2 separate regions of the Homo sapiens genome follow, and region 2 is linked to region 1. Evidence: chromatin contacts called from ENCODE POLR2A ChIA-PET data. All regions are on one chromosome and are shown on one strand. The core of a region is the stretch at or near the end of the contact, and the rest is flanking DNA. Distances in the headings are between cores, read along the strand shown. Region 1 overlaps COPS8-DT (COPS8 divergent transcript). Region 2 overlaps COPS8 (COP9 signalosome subunit 8).

Region 1 (5,667 bases), core at 1,638-4,137:
TCCCGAAGTAGTAATAATAACAAAAGGCACTTACTATTTTGTAAAATACGGTTTTAAACATAATCATTAACTCACTCAACCTCGCAATAACCTCATAAAGAGTTGTTATTTTCAGAAGCACAGAGTGATTAAGTGAAATTCCCAGGTTACATTGCTAAAAAAGATAGATCACAGACCCATAAAAATATTTTCATTGTTATCAGTTTTATCATCATATCTTTTATTGAGCACCTTTTATAATTATCCAAGCTGTTCTATTAGGAATGTATTCTACGTATTGCTCTTTTTACAGATAAGGCAGCTAACAAGTCACAGTGGTTAAATAACCTATGGAAGGCCAAAGATCTTAAAGTCAGTGTTGGAAATCAAGTTCGGCTGGCTCCAAACCTGTGCTGTTTCAGCTTCTCCACAATTCTTTACATCCATGGGCTTCAATTTTCTCAGGTGGAAAATTTTAAAAGCCCCTTTGATTATAATAATTTATTACTGAAAATAAGAGACAATCATTATGGCCCTGAGTCTGAATACTGATAGTAATTTTTCAAGCAAAAATAAACACTTTTGGGGGTGAGATAAAACAATTTTGATAGAAAAGGCTTTTCCAAAGAGATTCAGTTTGATGTGCATGGTCTAGATTTTCTGTGATCTTCTGTAATCTAGGGAAAGGCTTAAATAATTGGAAGCTTTGAATGCTTAATATGTTCCTGGGGCCATGCATCCTTCTTTTATATTACTTGTCTTGGCTGGATATCTGACAAGATCTATACAGTAGAACATACACAAACTTGAAGCTTAAGGGCTTGTTATTTAGGCATTATTGGCTCTTTTCCTCATTTTTACTATTTATGGAGCTTAGCTTTTCTTTCTATAGATACTGGTTTCTGTTGGGTATCATATTCCTTCTGCTTGAAGAACTCTAACATTCCATGTGTTATTCCAGGTCTTTGGGTAATACATTCTCTCTATTTGTCTTTTCTGAAGAAGTCTCCATTTCACCTTTATTGTTGACAAAAAAAAATTTCACTGGATATAGAGCTCTGGGTTAACAGTTGTGTTTTTTTCAGTACTTTAAAAATACTGCTCCATTGACTTACAGTTTGCATAGTTTTTGTTGAGAGGTTGGTTGTAATTCTTATCTTTATTTTTCTGTATGTTTTATGTCTTTTTTTTGTCTGACTGCCTCTGACTTTCTATTTCTACTTGTTTTTGAGAAGTGTGATTATAATATATCTAGATGTGTTTTTTTGAAAATTACCCTGCTTGGGATTCTCTGAGTTTCTTTGGTCTGTGCTTAGATGTATTTTATTATTTTTGGAAAATTTGTGGCTATTATCTTTCCAAGTATTTCTTCTCTCCGTCTTTCTTCTCTTTCTGGGAATCCAGTTGTAATCATGTTTAAAAAAATGTGATTGTTCCATCGGTCTCGGTCTCAGATGTTCTTTCTCTCTGTTTCTCTCTCTGGTTTTCTTTCTCTGTCTATGTCTTTCTTTCCCCCTTCTTTTATTTTTCTCTTTGTGTTTCAACTTGGGTAATTTATATGGCCCTATCTTCAGCTTCACTGATTCTTTTCTCAGCTATGTCAAATCTACTAATGAGCCTGTCAAAGACATCATTTATTTCATTTCCACTAACACGGTTTTGGTTTTGTTTTTAATTTATGATATTTCTATTAAACCTTTTCTTGTAGTTTTCATCTTTCCAATAAAATTTTCTATCTGTGCACACACATGATCTGCTTTTTTATTAGATTATCAAACATATTAATCAACTATTTTTAAGTCTCTATATCACAGTCCTAAAAACTGTATTATTTGAGTCCAGACTATTAGTTGCTTTGTGTCCCCTAAATGGGTTGTTTTTTCTTGCAGTCTGTGTGTCTTTGGTGGTGGGGGGCTTCCTAACTTTTTTTTATTAAAGCTGGACATTGTGGCTAGAACTCTAAATACCATTTCTATTCCAATAACCATTTATAAACCATATCAATAAGAGTAAGGCAATGATAATTGATTCTACATGTCCAGAGGGGATTTTAACACACACGTAAGTCTGGGGTTGCCATGAGTCCACAACGGTAATGAGTAGCTCAACCAGTCTGGCTACATATAGAAGTCCCACCACACTCAAATAGCTTGGATAATAAGAATTAAAAGTAGTTTGTCCCACTGTTCCATTTTTTATTCAACTCTGAAAATAAAATAGCCATGCCTGTCTTATCTCTTTGTATTTATTATTTTCTGAATGAATGAACAAGTGAGCTTCTCCTGGGTCAGGCTGCTAGGGAGGGTTTTTAAAGTGGTCTCCCAAACTCTCTAAGCTACAAGAGCAAAAATCAACAAATCAAGCCACAGAATGAATTTCAGGGAAAATACAATCTGGAGTAGACATATAGGAAAGTCCTCTAGCACTAAAAACAAAAACAAAACTATAGTTGAAATTAGACCCCCGTTTAAATAGACACGCGGTCACCCAGTGTAATGCCTGTGTGACAGAGCTAAAGCTCTACCCTGCCCTAACTCTGCTGATCTTTAAGAAGCAGGATGCCTGTGACAAAAAGTTTTCCTTTGTAAACAGACCAGCGGAGACTGGTTAGAACCAAGATAGCTGACCATAGGACTTCAAAAAGACCTCGGGCTTCATTATAATCTCATTTCCATGCTAAATGACACTCTCACCAGTGCCATGACAGTTGCCAGTCACCATGACAATGACTGCAAGAGGCATAAAAGGGAAAAATGAAGGCAGCACTCCAGTTCCAGGAAGTTCATTGCCCGTTTCCAGAAAAGGCATGAATATTCCTCTCCTGGCTTTTAATATCCAACCCATTCGTTAGAGGAACTCTGTATTTTAACCTCCTCACCCTCACTAGTGGAGAAGTTGCTTTGTGAGCCATGCTCCTGCTTCTCCATTCCATGGCCGTGGAATAAAAAGCCTGCCCTGCTTGATACTCACTTTCAGTTTCATGTGTCAGCTTCACTACACTGAACAGGAAAAGACTCTAGTTTTGGGAAACCAGCTTTGTCAGTAACAATGCCAATAGAACTTGAAAAGCAAAACAAATTTCATTGAATATTAATTAATTAATTAAATGGTGGTTGGACCATTGGCTAGTTATCTGGGAGGGAAAAATCTAGATTTAAAAAAATATGCGACCCCTTCAGAATCTTTCTCAACACCACATTCAGGATGGCCACTACCAATCAACTGGAGTTAGCATCTAACTGGAACTTATTTACCATTCTTTATTTGGTATCTTATTTCTAATAGATTAAAAACAAATTAATGATCTTGAAGATTTACATGCACACAAATAGATGATAATTTTGACAGCTAATCTTTGGATAGTCAAAGACGTAAGTGCCTAAGTTCCTGAACAAATCACAAAGGAGCAAATCAATAAATGTGAGCACACAAAAATTTAAAATATCTTTCTAACAAAAAACCTGGCCAGGTGCAGTGGCTCATGCCTGTAATCCCAGCACTTTGGGAGGGCAAGGTAGGTGGATCACCTGAGGTCAGGAAATCAAGACCAACCCAGCCAACATGGTGAAACCCCATCTCTACTAAAAAAAAAAAAAAAAAAAAAAAATTAGCCAGGCATGGTGGCATGCACCTGTGGTCCCAGCTACTTGGGAGGCTGAGGCACGAGAATTGCTTGAACCTTGAAGGTGGAGGTTGCAGTGAGTGGAGATCGTGCCACTGCACTCCAGCCTGGGTGACAGGATAAAACTCTGTCTCAACAGAAAAGCCAAAAAACAAAAACAAAAAACCCCAAAAAACATAATTAACAACATGAAAAAATATATTTACATATAATATTTTTGAACAAATATAATACCAAAAAATTATACATACAGAGCAGTGACCTGGATCCTGACAGTCACACCTCCAGCATGACCAAAAGCCAGGTGCGTAGTCTCTATAAGCTTCAGTTTCCTCATCTCTAAGATGGAGCTATTGATGATTCTCACACCACAGGATTGCTATAAGGTTTAAAGGAGTTAATCTTACTATGCATTGCCTCATAGTAAACATTGTGTAGTAAATATGTGTTTGCTACTACTACTGTTGTTTCCAACTGAAGCTGTACCTTCTTTCAGTCAATATTTAGAACTAGTTAATATTTATTGTTCATTATAAATATATGATCACTGAAGTTTTCAAACTAAAACTTCTAAAAACAATTAAGATTTTCTGCTCATCATCACTGGTCATTAGAGAAATGCAAATCAAAACCACAATGAGATACCATCTCATGCCAGTTAGAATGGCAATCATTAAAAAGTCAGTAAGCAACAGATGCTGGAGACGATGTGGAGAAACAGGAACACTTTTACACTGTTGGTAGGGGTGTATATTAGTTCAACCATTGTGTAAGACAGTGTGGTGATTCCTCAAGGATCTAGAACTAGAAATACCATTTAACCTAGCAATCCCATTACTGGGTATATACCCAAAGGATTATAAGTCATGCTGCTATAAAGACACATGCACACGTATGTTTATTGTGGCACTGTTCACAATAGCAAAGACTTGGAACCAACCCAAATGCCCATCAGTGATAGACTGGATAAAGAAAATGTGGCATATATACACCATGGAATACTGTGCAGCCATAAAAAGGATGAGTTCATGTTGTTTGCAGGGACATGGATGAAGCTGGAAACCACCATTCTCAGCAAACTAACACAAGAACAGAAGACCAAACACTGCATGTTCTCACTCGTAAGTGGGAGTTGAACAATGAGATCACATGGACACAGGGAGGGGAATGTCACACACTGGGGCCTGTCAGGGGGTGGGGGGCTAGGGGAGGGATAGCATTAGGAGAAATACCTAATGTAGATGATGGATTGATGGGTGCAGTAAACCACCATGGCACATGTATACTTATATAACAAACCTGCACGTTATGCACATGTACCCCAGAACTTAAAGTATATAAAAAAATTAAGATTTTCATAATCGTAGATAAGACCTTTTTGGAATCTTTTCTTCTAATTATATGTTTATGTTCTCTTTAGCACAAGTATGGATTTCACTGCATAAATTGTTCTGTCCTGCTTTGTCATTTGCTATTTGCTGTAGCTTGAATTCTCCCCTGTATCATTAAATGCCTTTAAAAATCTGATTTTTACCCTATTGTATTTAACCATTCCATTTTCAGACATTCTGGCAGTTTGCTTAATTTTATTATAATTAATAATGCTGTGATGAACATTACTGTATAAACATGTTTCCAGTTGTTTCCAGGCATAGTAGAGATATTAAAAACTTACTTGTTTGAATGGAGAGGTGGCTAAATGGATAAACAGAAAAATGGGTGAATGTGTGACTGTTAAGCATTGGAATGTAAAGGTTTGAAGAAGATATAAAGGCCCAAGTCTATCCATTGACAGGTGAAGTAAGAATTCAGATTATTTTAAAGATAAAAGAGTCTTGAGAATATTCAAATACTGAATAAAAAGACTCAGTAGTTATGATTGTGGACTGAGGATGGAGTGAGTATGACTGATGAGTGCAGATCCCTAGAGACAGGAAAGGAATGAGATCCAGAACAGGTGCAGAGGGTAATTCCTTCAGGAGTCAACTATTATTTCGTGACTGGAGAGAAGGAAGCAAGGATGCAAGGTTGTGTGTTCATGCAGGTATGTGTAGAAGCAGGAAGAA
Region 2 (5,667 bases), core at 2,305-4,804, 170 kb after region 1:
TTGCTGGTATTGTTTGGCAGTCCCTTCTTAGAGTCATTCTTTCAAGGTGGGAATTTAGGATTTTGAACCTTAATTCAGTCAAGAGTTTGATGCAGACTTGGAAGAATGCTCCAGTTACAAGATTTGTTCTGTAACTCCCAGGTGTGGTCCTGTATTAGAGACGTTTTTGAAAAGGACAGCTGATTACGCAAATCAGTTTTCTGCTCCTTTGATTCCAGCATTTGTAAATGAAATAAGATAAGTAAAATTTATATCCCCATTGCATAAACATACTGCATTTTCTTAGGGTTAGAGCCTTGTGTTTAGTAACCTTTTTCCATCTTTGTAATTTTCATTATCTGAGATTTTTCATCCAAGAGGAAGTGTAAGAAATGTATTTTTTTCCAGCAATATTTGAACCCCCCGTACATACTGGGCATATGTATTTGTATCTATAAGCACAGAAATCTTTGGGTTCATCTGGCCTTGCTTATGAAAACTAGACAAGGACAGTGGTGTGATTTAACAATGTGCTTTGAAAATGCTGCTCCCTGGTTCACTCTCTGCCAACCCACCACTCCCACAATAGATGCAACAAGGAGACGCGCCTTTGCCCTGGTCTCTCAAGCGTATACTTCAATCATCGCCGATGATTTTGCAGCCTTTGTTGGACTTCCTGTAGAAGAGGCTGTGAAAGGTAATTTTGGCTTACTTTTTACTTATAAGGAAAATGGAAAATAGAAGTGTGAATTGTAGGTTCACAGTCTCCTCTGAAACACTTGGAACAGAATATGCTTTTGGAGTCCAGGCTGTGTTTTTTGAGAGGTGATATGAAACAGGTGTTGTGGAACACCCAGCAGGCACCCTGCAGTCAAGCATATTAATAGTTCTATAGCAAGCAAATGTGTGAGTATCCACACAGTTGGTTACAAAAATATGTCTTAATTGGTCTCTTTACTCATATTTGGAAATCCTTATTTCACCCTTATTTGATAAAGGCAGCATCATCCCCACGTCCCTTTTCATTTTCCCTGCCATTTCTGACCCATACCCTAGGCGCTTGCTTGCTCCCCACTCATACCTGCTGGTCTCTCCAAATGTAACTTTGCATTTTCATTTCTCAGCTGATGCCCAGACTAATCCTTCCTGTTGCTCGTTGTTATAGAATACTGTATACACCTGGCCAGGTGCAGTGGCTCACACCTGTAATCCCAGCACTTTGGGAGGCCGAGGCGGGTGGATCATGATGAGGTCAGGAGTTCGAGACCAGCCTGGCCAACATGGTGAAAGCCCGTCTCTACTAAAAATACAAAAAATTAGCCAGGTGTGGTGGCAGGCACCTGTAATCCCAACTACTCAGGAGGCTGAGGCAGGAGAATCGCATGAATCCAGGAGGTGGAGGTTGCAGTGAGCTGAGACTGTGCCACTGCACTCTAGCCTGGGCAACACAGTGAGATTCCATATCAAAAATATATATATATATCGTATACACCTTGTTGCATTGTTTTGCCATGATTGACATTTTTGATTCTCCAGCTAAAATATGAGCACCATCACGCACTACATCCTAAATTTCCAGGGCCTAGCATAGTTGTAGATACATGAAGATAGGTTAATGAAAGTTCTAAGTTATTACTTTTATTTACTCATACAAACATTTATTTCTTTTGGCTCTTAAAATTGGTCCATCATTTATTTTCTATATATAACATACTTCAGAGCTCGTATTCTCAGCTGACCACCTGGATGTGAATGCTGGTACCACCCGTCCCTGATGCTAGTGGCTATGTGACTTAGGACAAATCACTTGAATTTCCCTCAACTTTATTTTCCATACCTGTCAAACGATGGCCCTATATCCCACTTCATAGAGTTGTGGTGATTACATAAAATCATCCCTATAAAAGCACGTAGTCTGGTACCTACAGGTAAACCTTCCATATATGGAAGCTGTTTTTATTATTGCCATCTTTGTTATTACTGATATGATGGTCACAAAAGGCGCCATATCAGTTTTCCTTCTGTTTGTTTTAAATAATACTGATTAGGTTAATACTATAATATATTCTTGACAGAAAACTAACCATCTTTTAATGATTATAGCAACCTAATAGAGTAAAATGAGGCTTTGATACCTGTTTCAGAAATATTTCAATAATAAGTTTCCATGCTCTTTGTAATATACCTTTCTAGTAAAAATGCATATGACGGGTTATACTAAACACATCAGGTCTTCTGTACAACTAATGTCATGGACAAGTTGTGGATTTTGTGGGGTGTTTTATTCTTTCCGGATCTTTATGTGTAATATACTTTTTTAGGCATATTAGAACAAGGATGGCAAGCTGATTCCACCACAAGAATGGTTCTGCCCAGAAAGCCAGGTAGGTGGAGCTTTCACCCATTTACGCAGCACTGGACTCTTCTAAGACTGCTTCAGGTTTTCAGTCTTTGGTTTTTGATAATTGGATGTAAAATTCGGCTATACTAACACAATGGAAATAACTCATTTTAAATAAAGCGTAGTAGACGGGGTAGAAAGGATCACCTAGTTTAAACTCTTAAAAATGTATTTCCTGTATATAAATGATTTTACGTAGGTTTTTCATGGTCCTTACACCTTAGTTTTTACTAAATATTAATCTCCATCCTTTTATGGAGCCATTTGTAACTGAGCTTATCCTTCATATCCAAGCTGTTGTCTGTATTAAAAAAAAATGTTTAAATATTCAACTGCCCCCCTTTTCTGTTTGCACTCAAGTCATACAGGCACTTTTCCTGTGGCTTCCACTTTCACAGAGTTAACTTCTCTAGCCCTCCTTTTAAGGCCTTAATTTCTATGACCTGCCCTCATTGTCTTTATCTGAATTCCCAGCCCCTCAGTCTTCCTGTTGGAAGTGAGCCACACTCATTCCCGCCTGATAGTTTCTCTTCCTCCTGCTGACCAGGAGTGTCTTTTCTGCCAGGTCTTTAGAGCCAAGCTTAATGCCCACTTCCATAAACCCGCCTTCATCCACGTCAGCCCAAATTTCCTTCCACCTACTCGGAATGCCTATGTTTAGACATTGCTGAACATACAGTAAAGGATTCTCAATGTGCTCAGCCCTTTGAGTTACAAAGAGTGAGAAGACATGATCCCAGTCAAGTGAGATAGTGGGGGAAGAGTAATATAATAAAGAATTATAATGGAGCACAGTTGTTATCCCTGTTTGAGAAATAAATGGCCGTTAAATGCATGTTGTGCTGAAAATAGCATGTTCTATGAAAGATCTTTACAATGACTTCTGTAAATTGAGCTGTACATTTTTTTTTTGAATTTAGTTGCAGGGGCCCTGGATGTTTCCTTTAACAAGTTTATTCCCTTATCAGGTATGTATTTTCATATGCACATTTTTTAATGTCTCATTGTTCCTAATTTCTTTTTTGTAGTATATATGTATATGTGTGTGTGAGTGTGTGTATCTATTTCTTACCTTGTAAACAGAGGTTAAATTTCATAAATGCGTAGTAATACATCTGGTTACAAGAGTGAAACTGGGCTCCCCCAGAGCTTGCCTTGAGGCGGTGCCCTCCTCTGGGCCAGCTGCAGAGCCTTCTTATTCTCATGTCAGGGAGGCCTGCCAGAGCTGTTCACCAGTACTGTTATTCAGAAGGCGTCCCCAGGCTGACGTGTAGTAATTTAAATGTTGGAATGTAAATTCCTTGAGGTTCTTTGTGGGTTTTCTTTTTTTTTTTTTTTTTTTTGGTTTGTTGACAATTTAATATTCTTCAGTGATGTCTGGGGCATGGGAAGCACTCTATTTCTTGAATTTAATGTTGCATGGGTAAGGATGTTTTCAAGAAGAGCTGTGATCTTTTAAAAGACATGTTGCATGATAAAAGTGTCTTTAACCTTTACATAGAATACTTCAGTAACAACAACATGAGACATGCCTTTACTAGCAGTTAGGTAAAACCATACTCATAAAAGTTGCAACTTCTTGGCTTGCTTTTCAAAAATGTCCAAGCCTCTATGATGTAAGATTTTGTCTAAAACCAGGACAAATCTAAGAAAGTTAACTTACTGTTAAAAATTGAAGGCATTAGGGGAGGTAGGTGTTGGGGCCAAAGCTTTGTTACTGTGGTATGTAACATGAAGTGTGTTTGTTTCTTTAACATACAGAGCCTGCTCCAGTTCCCCCAATACCCAATGAACAGCAGTTAGCCAGACTGACGGATTATGTGGCTTTCCTTGAAAACTGATTTATCACTCTGAGTTCAAGATTCATCTTCAGAATCCTGTATACTGACAAACGTAGAAATGTAAAGTTTGTATTTTCAATTTATTGGATGGCTTAAGCACCTCAGCATTCCTTACTATGTGATAAAATACATATAGAATATAAGATATACTATATACATTTTGTCCATAAACGTTATGCTGAATAGTTGTTGAAACAGTTCTCATTTTGTAGTATTTAATAATCTGGATGGAGCCTGTCAGTATTACAGTTAGTTTTCTAGTGACTCATAAAATAAGATTTCCTGTTTCATGTAGAATAGTGTTTGTCAACTGTCTTTTCTCTGTCCCAGCACATGCCGTACTCTTATATGTACCATTGGTTGATAATTATAATGATTCATTTGGACTTGAAGAAAGATTGTCCCCAGGCACAGTATCTGAATCACTGGGGATTATGATTCACCCTCTTTGGAGAACATGCTCTCTTTTCACCCCCCACCTCCTGAGAGCCACTAATGTAAGATACAGAAACATAGCTGAGGAACAAATAGACCATTTCCATACTAAACCAGTTTGTTAACTTTAGATTTTTTCCAATAGTGTGAGTATATCCATTGCTGGCAGTGGAGGGCTTGCCATGAAAATGCAACTTATTTAAGACATTTATGAGACATATTAACTTGTGCTGTCGCCTTTTAGAAGGAGAAACTTAAGTGTGGAATGCATTATATGGGCAAAGAAGCTATGAAGATACATGATACACTTTGTACAACTATCCTGCAGCCCATTGGTTGCTTATATTTATCGCTTGGCTCAAGTTCTGCCCTTTGGAGAAATACTGAGCAAGTCTTTCATTCTCTGTGTGACAGCCCTCTGAATATTTGAAGTTGTTTGTTGTAACTTAAGGTTATAACAGCCCTTAGTTCATTTACTCTGCATTTGTTCAATAAATATTTAACTGAATTCTTCAATTATTTCATCTAAGATAGTTTCTGGAAATTTCACTCTCGATCTTTCTGTGGACACAATCTATTTTGTCATTGTGTCTATATGAATCTCTTAAGTAGAAATGAGTTGTATGGTGAATCTGTGTAGTGATAATTATATAATTTATTTATTTTGAATGCATTTTAGTGGCTATTTCAGTTTTTCTTAACATATATGGGAATACTTTTTGAATTGCAATTTTATTTAACCCGGATAGGTAAGTCATATTAAAATTCCTTGTTTTACAGTTGAGGAAATGGGAATTCAAGAAGTCAGAGGATCAGGAGAGTGATCAAGAGAATGACAGTGCCAGTTTTTTTAACTTCCAGGTATTAAGTACAAATTGTATCCATGGTTATTTTTTAAAAGCAGATTAGAGTCAATCCAAATATTCATTAATAGGGGATTGTTTGAATAAACAGCAGTGTAGACTACGCAGGTGTAAAAGGAGTGAAGATCTCTATACTAAACTGGAATGA

What was found. ChIA-PET counts read pairs that join two places held with the same protein, here RNA polymerase II (POLR2A).
Region 2: POLR2A ChIA-PET joins it to region 1 with 11 read pairs in B cell. The contact joins two enhancer-like sites. POLR2A ChIA-PET finds 5 or more read pairs at or near these places in 2 of 52 experiments (B cell and WTC11).

What each region holds. Positions count from the first base shown.
Region 1 is chr2:236,926,029-236,931,695 of GRCh38, forward strand. All of the region lies in intron 2 of COPS8-DT (COPS8 divergent transcript), which reads right to left. Among named protein-coding and RNA genes, the nearest start is that of COPS8-DT, 160 kb to the right of the region's middle. Within about 2 kb of position 2,888, at least 3 of the 41 ENCODE cell types and tissues checked have a DNase peak (open chromatin) inside an H3K27ac peak, as active enhancers do.
Region 2 is chr2:237,093,522-237,099,188 of GRCh38, forward strand. It overlaps COPS8 (COP9 signalosome subunit 8), which reads left to right. Exons shown (of 8, transcript NM_006710.5): 5 at 569-676; 6 at 2,301-2,363; 7 at 3,301-3,348; 8 at 4,142-5,667. The coding sequence ends at 4,221. Among named protein-coding and RNA genes, the nearest start is that of COPS8, 10 kb to the left of the region's middle. Within about 2 kb of position 3,555, at least 5 of the 41 ENCODE cell types and tissues checked have a DNase peak (open chromatin) inside an H3K27ac peak, as active enhancers do.